2 separate regions of the Homo sapiens genome follow, and region 1 is linked to region 2. Evidence: chromatin contacts called from ENCODE Hi-C or POLR2A ChIA-PET data. All regions are on one chromosome and are shown on one strand. The core of a region is the stretch at or near the end of the contact, and the rest is flanking DNA. Distances in the headings are between cores, read along the strand shown.

Region 1 (7,211 bases), core at 2,528-5,027, 120 kb before region 2:
GGTTCAAGCGATTCTCCTGCCTCAGCCTCTCCAGTATCTGGGATTACAGGGCCGTACCACCACGCCAGCTAATTTTTGTATCTTAGTACAGACAGGGTTTCACCATCTTGGCCAGGCTATTCTCAAACTCCTGACCTCAAGTGATCCGCCCGCTTCAGCCTCCCAAGGTGCTGGGATTACAGGCATGAGCCACCGAGCCCGGCCTATCTCTCTAAATTTTAAAAGCGTCCTTTCCTGCCCTAGATTTCAAAAAGCCATCAGTACCGTCATGTGAAGTTCCTCCGTTACACTCATTGTCAGGTACCTGCTCAGCATGTATTACACTTCTTTTAGGAGAATTCCTGATTTCACTGCCTCTCCCCCTGCAGCTATGGGTTCTAGGGAATGCTAACTCCACCCTGATCCCAGGGGCAATGGTGGCAATCTCCATTTGGTTTAAGCCAACTTCAACATTCGATGACAGGAGAAAATATGTGACTTGGACCTTTCTTAGAAATCTGAATCTTCTCCCTCCTACTCAACATAAGCAAAAAAGGATGAGGCCCCAATTACACTGACAGCCACCTTATGATGTTATTAATGGCAGAGAAGACAGAAAGAAGAGGTTCCTGGTGTCATCATTTAGCCATTGGATCAATCAAATGTTAAGCCAGACCCACTCTTGATTTTCCATCCAATACATTTACTTTTCTTTTTTGTGTTTAATTTAATTAAAAAGTTAAAAAAAAATTAAGGAACAGGGACATGAACCCTGGACCCTCAGATTAAAAGTCTGATGCTCTATCAACTGAGCTATCTGGGTTGTTTACTTTTTTTTTTACGTTTTATATTTTAAAGCAGTTTCAGGTTCATAGCAAAATTGAGCAGAAGGTAGTGATTACCCATATACTCCCTGTGCCCCCCAAAACTTGCATAGTTCCCTTATCTCCACTATCAACATCCCCCACCAGAATGGTACATTTGTTACAATTGATTAACCTTCACTGACATACCATTATCACCCCAAATCTCTAGTTTGCTTTAGGGTTCGTTTGTTCTACATCTACAGTTTTGGACAAATGTATAATGACATGTATCCACCATTACAGTATCATACAGAACAGCTTCACTGCCCTAAAAATTGTTCCAACTATTCATCCCTCCCTCCCCACAATCCCTGGCAACTACTGATCTTTTTACTATCTCCAATACTTTTGCTTTCTCTCTTCCTTCCCTTTTTTCTTTTCTTTTTCCCTTTCCTTTTTTTGAAAGTTTCGCTCTGTCACCGATGCTGTAGTGCAGTGGTATGATCTCAGCTTACTGCAACCTCTGCCTGCCAGGTTCAAGCAATTCTCCTGCCTCAGCCTCCCAGGTAGCTGAGACTACAGGTGCACATCACCATGCCCCACTAATTTTTGTATTGTTAGTGGAGGCGGGTTTCACCATGTTGGACAGGCTCGTCTAGATCTCCCAACCTCAAGCGATCCGCCCAACTCGGCCTCCCACAGCACTGAGATTACAAGTGTGTGCCCCTGTGCCTAGCCTACCTTATATTTCATCAAAAAGCTTTTTTTAAGTAAACTGACATGTATGGCCAGGCACGGCAGGTAGCTCCCACCTATAATCCTGGTGTTTCCAGACTGGTCTTGGTCTCACTGACTTCAACAACGAAGCCACAGACCCTCGCGGAGATGTTACAGTTCTTAAAGGCAGCGTGTCTGGAGATTGTACCTTCTGATGTTCCCATGTGCTCAGAGTTTGTTCCTTCTGGTGGGTTCGTGGTCTTGCTGGCTCAGAAGTGAAGCTGCAAACCTTTGCGGTGAGTGTTACAGCTCTTAAGGCGGCATGTCTGGAGTTGTTCGTTCCTCCTGGTGAGTTCGTGGTCTGGTAGGCTTCAGAAGTGAAGCTGCGGACCTTCGCAATGAGTGTTACAGCTCACAACAGCAGTGCGGGCCCAAAAACTGAGCTACCTTTATTACAAAACTAAATAGAACAAACCTTCCCGCAACGTAGAAAAGAACCCCAACAAGTTGCCACTGCTAGCTCTGGCAGCCTGCTTTTATTCCCTTATCTGGCCCCACCCACATCCTGCTGATTGGCCCATTTTACAGAGAGCCGATTGGTCCGTTTTGACAGGGTGCTGATTGGTTCGTTTACAATCCCTGAGCTAGACACAAAAGTTCTCCACCTCCCCACTAGATTAGCTAGATACAGAGTGCCGATTGGTGTATTCACAAACCCTGAGCTAGACACAGGGTGCTGATTGGTGTGTTTACAATCCCTTAGCTAGACATAAAGATTCTCCAAGTCCCCACCAGACTCAGGAGTCCAGCTGGCTTCACCCAGTGGATGCCGCACGGGGTTCGCAGGTGGAGCTGCCTGCCAGTCCCGCGCCGTGCGCCCGCACTTCTCAGCCCTTGGGCGGTCGATGGGACTGGGCGTTAGTGGAGCAGGGAGCGGAGCTCGTTGAGGAGGCTCGGACCGCGCAGAAGCTCACGGCGGGGGCGGGGGCTCAGGCATGGCGGGCTGCAGGTCCCGAGCCCTGCGCCGCGGGGAGGCAGCTAAGGCCCGCTGAGAAATCGAGCACAGCAGCTGCTGCCCCAGGTGCTAAGCCCCTCACTGCCCGGGGCTTGCGGGCCGGCCGGCCGCTCCAAGTGCGGGGCCGCCGAGCCCACGCCCACCCGGGACTCGCGCTGGCCCGCAAGCCCCGCGGGCAGCCCCGGTTCCCGCCCGCGCCTCTCCCTCCACACCTCCCAGTAAGCTGAGGGAGCCGACTCCGGCCTTGGCCAGCCCAGAAAGGGGCTCCCACAGTGCAGCGGCGGGCTGAAGGGCTCCTCAAGCGCGGCCAGAGTGGGCGCCAAGGCCGAGGAGGCGCCGACAGCGAGCGAGGGCAGCCAGCATGCTGTCACGTATCACTAGCACTTTGGGACTACAGAGGCAGGAGGATAGTTTGTGCTCAGGAGTTCGAGACCAGCCTGGGAAACAGGGTGACACCTCCTCTCTAAAAATAAACATTTAAAAATTAACGTGGCATGGTGGTGCGCTGTCTGTAGTCACAGCTACTCCGAAGGCTGAGACAGGAGGATCACTTGAGCCTGGGAGGTGGAGGCTGCAGTGACCTGTGATCGAGCCACCGCCTTGCAGCCTGGATGACAGAGAGAGACCCTGTCTCAAATACAACAAAAAAGCAGGCCGGGCGCAGCGGCTCACGCCTGTAATCCCTAGCACTTTGGGAGGCCAAGGCGGGAAGATCACTTGAAGTCAGGAGTTCAAGACCAGCCTGGCCAACATGGTGTAACTCCCTCTTTACTAAAAATACAAAAATTAGCGGCATGGTGGCGCGCGCCTGTAATCCCAGGTACTCGGGAGGCTGAGGCAGGAGAATCGCTTGAACCCAGGAGGCGGAGATTGCAGTGAGCCGAAGCGCCACTGCACTCCAGCCTGGGCGACAGAGGAGACTCTGTTTCAAAAAAAAAAAAAGTTAAAAACAAAACCTTCCATGGAGCCCATGAAAGGCTGGAATTTGGCTTGATCTCATTGGCTTTTGGTTTCACCACAAATTGATCATCCAACAACTTTCATTCCAACAACCGAGGGTGGTGTGAGGCAGAGAGGCTTTCTACGGGGTGGGTTGGGCGCCACACCTTGCGCGCCCCGGGGCCCAAGGAGACGACCCTGAAGAGGAGCCTGGCTACTTTTGCCTCAGACGAGTCCGGAGCGCCGGGTTAACCGGTCTGAAGTCCCAGGGGCTTTCTGGGACTGCTCAGCCACCGGCAGCTTCCGGCACCAGGGGACGCCGGACGCCGTCCGGACATTCGGCGCGCTTGCCACGATCTTGGACGGGTCTCGGGCCTCGACCTTTGAATTCCCCGCTCCGGCTCCAAGATGTCAGCAACGCTGATCCTGGAGCCCCCAGGCCGCTGCTGCTGGAACGAGCCGGTGCGCATTGCCGTGCGCGGCCTGGCCCCGGAGCAGCGGGTTACGCTGCGCGCGTCCCTGCGCGACGAGAAGGGCGCGCTCTTCCGGGCCCACGCGCGCTACTGCGCCGACGCCCGCGGCGAGCTGGACCTGGAGCGCGCACCCGCGCTGGGCGGCAGCTTCGCGGGACTCGAGCCCATGGGGCTGCTCTGGGCCCTGGAACCCGAGAAGCCTTTTTGGCGCTTCCTGAAGCGGGACGTACAGATTCCTTTTGTCGTGGAGTTGGAGGTGCTGGACGGCCACGACCCCGAGCCTGGACGGCTGCTGTGCCAGGCGCAGCACGAGCGCCACTTCCTCCCGCCAGGGGTGCGGCGCCAGTCGGTGCGAGCGGGCCGGGTGCGCGCCACGCTCTTCCTGCCGCCAGGTGAGCCAGGCTGCTGGCGGGTGGTGTGAGCGTCAGTGGCCTGAGTCTCCGTTTGTTTCCAGTGCTGATTTAGCACTGGTTTGGTTTTGGAGCAAGATCAGAGAAGCTAACATTGACTATGTCAGTGGCCACTCTACCAAAATAGAGGGTTTGGTACCGGGCGTGGTGACTAACGCCTGTAATCCCAGCACTTTGGGAGGCCGAGATGGGCGGATCACTTGAGATCAGGAGTTTGAGACCAGACTGGCCAGCATGGTGAAACGCTGACTCTACCGAAAATACAAAAATTAGTCCAGCCTGGTGGCACACGCCTGTAGTCCCAGCCACTCGGGAGGCTGAGGCACGAGAATCGCTTGAACCTGGGAGATGGAGGTTGCAGTGAGCCGAGATCGCACCACTGCACTCCAGCCTGGGTGACAGAGCGAGACTCCGTCTCAAAAAAAGAAAAAAGAAAAAAAAGGATTTTTTGTTAGGCTGTGTACTACGGTTTTTACTTGCATTCTATCAGTTAGTCTCTATAATATCCCAATGAAGTTGGTATTGTTATTCTGCAGATGAAAAAACAGGTTCAGGTCGTCAGGTACATTATCCACTTTGCTATTAATCACTACCCTACAGATTTCTACAGGCATCAGCCTGACTTGTCTAAGGCAGAATGATGACAGTGAATGAAGCTATTACCATGTCGTCTTCTCTAGTGTTCTAGGCACACTGTCTCTTCTCCACTTCTTCATGTGCTGCTTTATCACAGGTCACACTTCAGACTCCACTGCCTTTCTCACCTAAAACCATCTCTGGGTATTTCTTTTTCTTTCCTCCCTTTCTACATAGACATCTGAAATATCAGTACACTAAAAACCAGAGGGCTGATGCAACAGAACATAAAGTTTTGTTTCAATCTTTTTTCTTTTCTTTCTTTCTTTTTTTTTTTTTTTTTTTTGAGACAGTGTCTGTCTCTGTTGCCCACGCTGGAGTGCAGTGGTGTGGTCACACCTCACTGCAGCCTTGACCTCTGGGGCTCAAGTGATCCTCCCTCCATTGCCTCCCAAGTAGCTAGGACTACAGGCATACACCACCACACTGACTAATTAAAAAAAAAAAAAGATTGTAGAGATGGGGTCTCACTACATTGTCCAGGCTGGTCTTGAACTCCTGGCCTCAAGCAATCCTCCTGCCTTGGCCTCCTAAAGTGCTGAGATTACAAGCATGAACCACAGTGTCCAGCCAGGAAAGCAAATTCTTTAAATTGTATAATGGCTTACATTTATAATATTTTGTTCTCTAGGACCTGGACCCTTCCCAGGGATCATTGACATCTTTGGTATTGGAGGGGGCCTCTTGGAATATCGAGCCAGCCTCCTTGCTGGCCATGGCTTTGCCACGTTGGCTCTAGCTTATTATAACTTTGAAGATCTCCCCAATAACATGGACAACATATCCCTGGAGTACTTCGAAGAAGCCGTATGCTACATGCTTCAACATCCCCAGGTTCTCCTCATGTCCTTTATTTAATCAGTCTCTCTAGAAATATTTCCATAGAGAGTGTAACCTTTACCACGTGCAGAAATGCTGCTCTGTTCCTCTTTCACAAAGATGTCTTCTGGAGACTTCCTTGGCTTAAGGTGCTATTTCCACTTTTTCTGTCAGATGAATTTGTGATATAGAATTAATTGTAAAATCCACATGAGATTTTATTTAGTAATATTAAATATTATCTGTATATTGCAAATTGAATTTCTAATCTACTGTCTTTGCATGCTTGTTTTTAAATTTTAATTTCCTGGTGTCAGAGTATGTTCTCAGATTTTGGTCAGAACTTGTCCACCCCTTTCAGAAGCCAAGAACAAACTTACTTACTCTGAAGTCTTGCTTTGTAATCATTTGCCAATACATATGGCAAATGATCTGATGAATGATTCACATCTTGAAACAACCTGGTTCCACACTATTGGATGCATTGCCACATGAAGACTTCAGTCAGACCTACCTGAATGTGGCCCTGAACTTGATGGGATCTGTGGCTCAGCGGCTCAGCGGCTCAGCATTCTCTAGTGGATAATTCTCTGAAATGCTTATAACCAGTTTCCAAGTTTTTCAGTGATTTTAAGATGTGTTTGCCATGTGTTCAGCCAGATATTCTGCACATGGGAAGAAACTCCCCTGTCAGCTGAGGTTGATTTTCTTGTGGATGATTCCCAGATTAAAGCTAGCAGCATCTCTGTTTGCATTTTAGAAAAATGTTTTTGCATTGGATAAGTTATTTATTTATTTATTTATTTATTTATTTATTTATTTATCTTTTGAGACGGAGTCTCGCTTTGTCACCCAAGCTGGAGCGCAGTGGCGCAATCTCGGCTCACTGCAACCTCCGCCTCCTGGGCTCAAGCAATTCTCCTGCCTCAGCCTCCCAGGTAACTGGGATTAGAGGCGTGCGCCACCACACTCGGCTAATTTTTTTTTGTATTTTTAATAGAGACAGGGTTCTGCCATGTTGGCCAGGCTGGTCTCAAACTCCTGACCTCAAGTGATCCGCCCGCCTCCGCCTCGCAGAGTGTTGGGATTACAGGCATGAGCCACCGCACCCAATCTGGATAAGTTATTGACTCAACTCTCCTCTCTTCTTTTCTTCCAGGTAAAAGGCCCAGGCATTGGGCTTTTGGGCATTTCTCTAGGAGCTGATATTTGTCTCTCAATGGCCTCATTCTTGAAGAATGTCTCAGCCACAGTTTCCATCAATGGATCTGGGATCAGTGGGAACACAGCCATCAACTATAAGCACAGTAGCATTCCACCATTGGGCTATGACCTGAGGAGAATCAAGGTAGCTTTCTCAGGCCTCGTGGACATTGTGGATATAAGGAATGCTCTCGTAGGAGGGTACAAGAACCCC
Region 2 (6,543 bases), core at 4,044-6,543:
GATAATCCACCACCCTTTGCTGACTCTCTTTTCGGACTCAGCCCGCCTGCACCCAGGTGAAATAAACAGCCACGTTACTCACACAAAGCCTGTTTGGTGCTCTCTTCACACGGACGTGCATGAAAATAACTTCCCTCCTAAGAATGCAGCCAACTCTGCATCTATGAAAAGAAGGTCTATCCCCCCATGTTTAAACTGTAGAAGGATGTCCATAACATATTGGGCCAAAAAAAAAAAAACCCCAAGCATACACCAAAAAAACAAAACAAACAACCCCCCCGCCCCCCCCGAATAATCCTTATATACCTAGTTTGTTTTTTTGGTGCATCTGTGTGCGTGGTTTTTTGTTTTGTTTTGTTTTTTTCGAGACAGGGTCTTGTTCCGTCACCCCAGGTTGGAGTGCGGTGGCATGTTCATAGATCACTGCAACCTTGAACTCCTGGGCTCAAGCAATCCTCCTGCATCAGCCTCCTAAATAGCCTGGCTAATTTTTAAATTTACTTATTTTTGTGGAGACAAGGTCTTGGTATTTTGCTCAGGCTGGTCTTGAACTCCTGTCCTTAAGTGATCCTCCCACCTCAGCATCCCAAAGTGCTGGGATTACAGGTGTGAGCCACTACAACGGGCCCATTTTTAAAAATGTAGTATGTGGGCCAGTTGTGGTGGCTTACGCCTGTAATCCCAGCATTTTTGGAGTACTTTCAAACCACGAGGTCAGGAGTTTGAGACCAGCCCGGCCAACATGGTGAAACCTTGTCTCTACTAAAAATACAAAAATTAGCCGGGCGTAGTGGCACACACCTGTAATCCCAGCTACTTGGGAGGCTGAGGCAGGAGGATCACTTGAGCCCAACAGACAGAGGTTGCAGTGAGCTGAGATTACGCTACTGCACTCCAGCCTGGGCAACACAGCGAGACTCCGTCTCAAAAAAAAAAATGCAGTATGTGTGTATATGTGTGGAGTGGGAGTGTGTATACATATGTGGTGGCTGGTTGGTGTTTGGTGGTGGGAGTGTGTGTGGGTGTGAGGAGAAATGGGAATATATGTTGGGGGTGGGAGACTGACATCGTGTACATGTGGAGCAGGAGGAGGGTGTATGTTATGATGGGAGTACTGACGGGGAGATGACAGTGTGTCAAGAGTGTAAGAGGGGTGAGTGTGCACCTGATGCTGGTGGGAATGGAGGGGAAAGTTCTGTGAATGATGGGTAGCAGGTGAAGACATGCCAAGTGTTTGTGGTAAGTGAAGCTGAGCATATCTGTTGGGAACCAAGGCAAGTATGTGGAGATGTTTTTGTGACAGGAGGAAAGGGATGTACTGACATGAAGCGAATACGTGTACCGAAAAATCTGGAAGAACATACATTACCCCTTATAGACTTGTCGAATGGCTCAGCTATAATTTTAAAACCTTATTAGGGAAAGGCTCACTGAACACAATATTCATGTAATAACTTTAGATTCACTGAGGATCTCAAAAGATGGACATCTTCAATCACTGAATCTTTGCAGCAAAATAAACATGTTTTAAAGTTGTATTTCCCTTTTTATATCGTCCTGCTATAAAATGGTTGCTGTAAAATAGCCTTCATTTTACACAGGTGTGATGAATTATAGCTATTTCTTCAGTGAAACAAAATGTTTAGCTGAAAAGTGATCTTAAGAGAAAAACACTGCCAGATAACCTCCTGAACCCCATTTCAAGATTTTCTAAAAAAAAATTTTTTGAGAAACAGGGTCTCACTCTATCACCAGGCTGGAGTGCGGTGGGACGATCATGGCTTACTGCAGCCTCAACCTGCTGAGCTCAAGCGATGTCCCACCTTAGCCGCTGGGTGGCCACCTTAGTGCTGGGACCACAGGCGTGTGCCACCATGCCTGGCTAATTTTTAAAAGTTTGGGTGGAGATTGGGTCTATGTTGCCCAAGCTGGTCTCAAAATCTTGGCTTCAGGCAATCCTCCCTAAGTGCTGGGATTACAAGTGTGAGCCAAATCTGGTATCTAAATTTTTTTTTTTTTTTTTTTGAGATGGAGTCTCACTCTGTTGCCCAGGCTGCAGTGCAATGGCGCAATCTCGGCTCACTGCAACTTCCGCCTCCCAAAGCGATTCTCCTGACTCAGCTTCCCAAGTAGCGGGAATTACAGGCACGCACCACCACACCCGGCTAATTTTTGTATTTTTAGTAGAGACGGCGAGGTGGCTCACGCCTGTAATCCCAGCACTTTGGGAGGCCGAGGTGGGTGGATCACTTGAGGTGAGGAGTTCCAGACCAGCCTGACCAACATGGTGAAACCCGTCTCTACTAAAAAAATACAAAATTAGCTAGGCGTGGTGGCGCATGTCTGTAATCCCAGCTACTCAGGAGGCTGAAGCAGGAGAATCACTTGAACCCGGGAGGCAGAGGTTGCAGTGAGCCGAGATCGCTCCATTGCACTCCAGGCTGGGCAACAGAGCAAGACCCTCTCTGCCCGATAAAAATAAAAAATTTTAAAAATTAAAAAACAAAACAAAAAACTGTTAAGATGACAGCAAGAGGGGAAGGAAAAAAAGGACCTGCCATTTAAATTCACATAGTATCATACAAAGCTTAAAATAAATGGTTTGATTTAATGACAAAGTCTTCATAAGAAAAAAGGACAGTTTACTTAGGCTAAAAATGTTTATACATGCCAGAAAAATGAGAAGACAACAGAATTTTTAAAATATTTTAATTTGTATATATAACTTCAAATTTAGAACACTCAGTATGAACAAGAACTATTCTCTGACAAAGATGTGAAATGGGGGAGTGAATTACTGTACAGGTGCATATCAACCTCTCCATGCAATTTACATCTGTATCTTATGCAATGAGAAACTGGTTTACACAGCTCCGTAACTGCAGTATTTTTTAACACCCCATTTTGCAGTCTCAGAATACTTTTCAATTAAACTGGTCGACATGTTTAAAGATGAGAAATAAGATGTTTGCATTGTAAAGTTGAGTAATAGCTAATAAATGCACACTTCCTTCCATTAATATAAATCTGGAACAATTTATGGTAAACAAAAATCTATCCGCGTTATCAGTAATCTAACAGTGCATACTTTTACTGAACACTTCCTGTGAGCCAGGCCTCGTAGTAAACATCTGAACATGCAATTTCACATTCAGTGTGGAATAAGAAGTGTCATAGGTTCGCGTGTTTTTCACAACTGATTATGATGTCCATGATGACAGCGTGCACTAAGCGCTGTGTCCAACCAACCCTTTACCTGGCATTTTAGCCAGCAAGACCCGCTTGCATTGCAGTCGTTCACGGTGCTCGCTGGCACAATTTTAGAATGTTACATGAATACTCAGGCCTGACTAACCTTCCCCTCCAAAAAACAACAAAACAGAACAAGGCTAAGCCTTTACTACTCAGAGACACATCTGTAAGACCCCACAGGGACAAGAAAAGTAGCTGTGATCTAGGTCTGCACTAAAGCTGCCTTTCCTGGCACTCAGAAGTGCCCTTCCAGGCCTAACTGCAGAAGGGTGGCCTCAGCCTCCTCCTCCTCCTCCTTGGCTTCCTCCTCACGGATCTGCACCAGCAACTGAAAGAGGTTTGGGGCTGGCCCTTCCCCAGCCCCGGTAAGCCACAGCTGCCTTCGGATGGCCCCGCTGTGGTTGGCCCCGGCAATGACCTGCTCTAGGCGGGCCTGGTTCACATTATCTTTATCAATGGCCCCCTTCTCTACCACCTTCTGTAGCAGAGGCTCCAGACGAATGACATAAGCAGACAATTTTTCTCCCGGGTTCTGATAAGTGTTCAGAAATTTGATCTGGGCATCCCTAGAGCTCTCAACGCTCCCAAACACCTGCTCAAGCGCCTTCAGGCATTCGGCAGTGGTTATCGCGGGGTTGTTGGACTTAAGGATGCGAATAACATCAGCGGCGGGGCCTCTAAGACTCTCCATCAACCGCCGCCTCTTTTCTACATCGGACACCTGCCACTCCTCTAGGACCTCATTAGTGTGCTCCAGCCAGGGATCAAAGGTTTCCTCTCCAGGCCCTGGGATGTCCCTCCCCGAGAAAAGTGTCAGCCTCTTGTACCATATGGACTCAACAAGAGGCTGAATAACATTATCCAAAATATAGTTTAGCATCTCTGCTGGCATCTCTGGGCCCGGGGTCGGAGTAGGGTTCTGAAACCCAAGGACACGGGCAACATCTTGCACGGTCCACCCCTCTCTAGCTAGGAAGAGGTGCAATCTTTCTAAAAATTCAGCATCAGAAGTTGGGGGCTTAAATAACACTTTCCAGACCCCTCCTTTGCCCGGCATCTCCCTGGGGATCGCGGCGTAATCTACAGCGCCAGTGAGCTCTAATAAGGCTGCTTTCGCATTTTCTTCCCTCCAGAACATTCTCCCAAGCATTCGGTAGGAGACCTGGGGCATCGCAGCCTGGAGGGTCTCTTCGATTTCAGCCTCATCACAGTTCACTGGGATGCCCCAGACTAACAGAGCTCTCTGGGAGTTCACATCCATCCCCCGGCACCAGTCTTCCAACAGTGTCATCGCCATTTTCTCAACTATCAAGACGCCAAATTCTACCAACAGACTGTGGCTCACCGTGCTCCTGGCCTTAGAACAATACCAGACACTCCCACCAAGTAGGCCCGAGGGAGGCGACCTTCATGCAGTCACGATTAACAAAGACAGAGTCCTGATCTCGCCCTTCTCTGCCCCCACAGTCAGTCCGTAGGTGCACTCGGAGCCGAGCTCGGGGACGCTGAGGCAGTCACGCGGCCGTCGCCATCTTGCGTCTGGGTCTGGGTCCGGTCGGGTCCGCCGCCTGCAGCAGGGGCGTCGCGTCGTCGTGCAGCGGGCGAGGAGCGACGGCGGGCGGCGAAGGCAGGCGCGCTGGGCCGAGAGCCGCCGGGGTGTGGTCGCGGGGCGTGGCCGCCGGGCGCTCGCTGCGGCTCCTGGAGAGGATCGGGCGTTCGCGGTCGCAGCCTGGTCTTCCCGCGGGCGAGGAGCGGCCGTTTGGGAGACTAGCCAGAGGGAGAAACTGTGCCGAAGTCGCGGCGGCTGCGGGCCAGCGGAAAGCGGCTTCTTGGCGGGCGCGGGGACTCCTCTGGGCGGGCGGCGAGGACGGCCGAGGACCAGAAACGAAGGCAGCAGAGGAGCAGGAAAGTCGGAGAAGCGAGGCTGGAGACAGCAGAGGCGAGGGTGGGAAGGGGCGGCCGCGGCGGCCCGCAGCGGTTCAGGCGCTGCGCGGCTGCTCTGGCGTCCAGTCCTACCCGCAACCCGCCGCGACGTTACTGCTGCAGTGGAGGATGGGGCCAGCCGGCGAGCGGCGTCCGCCCCGCCCCGCCCCGTCCCGCCCCCGCGGCGGAGCTGCTCGGGCGTCTCCATGGCAACGGTGTCCCAGCCGGCGCGAGGCACGCCTGCTCCGGCGGCTCGCGGGGGTCGAGCGGTTGCCGTGGAGCCAGCGAGGGGCTCGGGCATTTGTTTCTCTGATGGCGCATTTCCTTTTTCATAATTTAGCATTTTAACAGTAAACAACTACTACTAAGCACCGTGTTTTAAAAATAATAACCCAATCCTGGAGTGGATTTAAGATGATATTGTTGGAAATGCATCCCTCATGGTGGACTTGTCTACTCGGGTTGCTCAGCCAGTCCACCCTGCACGTGAAAATACTCTCCTCAGAACCCTGGCTTCCCGTTGCCCCTGACCACACTGTGCACCCTGCATATTTCATCCCAATGAAGCCAAAATGTCGGAGTGCGCCATTTCTGTGTATTTGTGTGAGACACTGAGTTTAGACTTTTTCTTGTCTAAAATTTTGTAAAAATCTGTCTGTGTCTACTGAGTCATCTTTTAGCCAGGCAAACATTAGTGTATTATTTTCCTTTTCCTGGCTGGCATCATTGACAATAGGCTGCTAAAAGAGAATCCTTATGGTTCAAAAATGTCGAGTAATCTCCCTGCAAGCAAGACAAGGCGCACTTACATCAACCCCAGATGGTGAAAATCCCAAGAGAACAAAGCATTCAACTCTGAATTTTTAAAACCTTATTTAATAAAAGGTTTAAAGATACAGAAGAACATTCAAAAGTAAATAAGTTACATAGGTACATTACAATCACATCAGCAAGATTCTTTAGTGTATTAATTTTTTTCTTATAAAAAGCACACAAAAAATAAAATCTTCAGTCTCTATCACAACTGTACAGCAAAAGAGGTAATATTTATATATGTACACTATTTTAATATGTAACAGTCTTTTTAAAAAAGGATGCCACAGGCAGCAAACACACAAAAGGCAGTGTCTGATCATTTTTGTTTCAAAATAAAAGGAATATACTTATTTATATGCTATTAAAATATCTGTACAATAATTACAGACTGTCAAGGCTGTTCCTGTGCTCTGTCCCCTCCAACAAAGCCTTCAACTTAGAGACAAATGAGGAAAAAGTGAAACAGCTGCAAATTGTTAGAAGCAAATATTAACATAGCAAAATGTGGGGAGGACACAATTGTTTTATAAAAATATCCCTACTTCCTGTAAA

Evidence for each region. Hi-C counts contacts between places; a loop is a spot of excess contacts on that map. ChIA-PET counts read pairs that join two places held with the same protein, here RNA polymerase II (POLR2A). Pooled maps may share reads with other maps.
Region 1: a map of naive thymus-derived CD4-positive, alpha-beta T cell shows a loop between it and region 2 (5-fold over the local background). The contact joins the promoter of ACOT4 here to the promoter of PNMA1 in region 2. A Hi-C loop is called at or near these places in 1 of 168 maps with a recorded cell type or tissue (naive thymus-derived CD4-positive, alpha-beta T cell), 7 of 37 single-sample maps with no recorded cell type and 8 of 50 pooled maps. POLR2A ChIA-PET finds 5 or more read pairs at or near these places in 5 of 52 experiments (B cell, CD4-positive, alpha-beta T cell, CD4-positive, alpha-beta memory T cell and 2 more).

The regions. Positions count from the first base shown.
Region 1 is chr14:73,588,096-73,595,306 of GRCh38, forward strand. ACOT4 (acyl-CoA thioesterase 4) reads left to right here and starts at 3,778. Exons shown (of 3, transcript NM_152331.4): 1 at 3,778-4,321; 2 at 5,607-5,809; 3 at 6,954-7,211. The coding sequence starts at 3,865. It also overlaps a transcript of HEATR4 not described here and the pseudogene TRK-TTT14-1. RefSeq lists an enhancer at 4,012-4,511 and a silencer at 4,323-4,392.
Region 2 is chr14:73,709,091-73,715,633 of GRCh38, forward strand. PNMA1 (PNMA family member 1) reads right to left here and starts at 5,294. Exons shown (of 1, transcript NM_006029.5): 1 at 2,693-5,294. The coding sequence starts at 4,549. The coding sequence ends at 3,488. MIDEAS (mitotic deacetylase associated SANT domain protein) reads right to left here. Exons shown (of 13, transcript NM_001367710.1): 13 at 6,032-6,543. RefSeq lists enhancers at 4,690-4,749, 5,690-5,759 and silencers at 4,840-5,009, 5,190-5,469.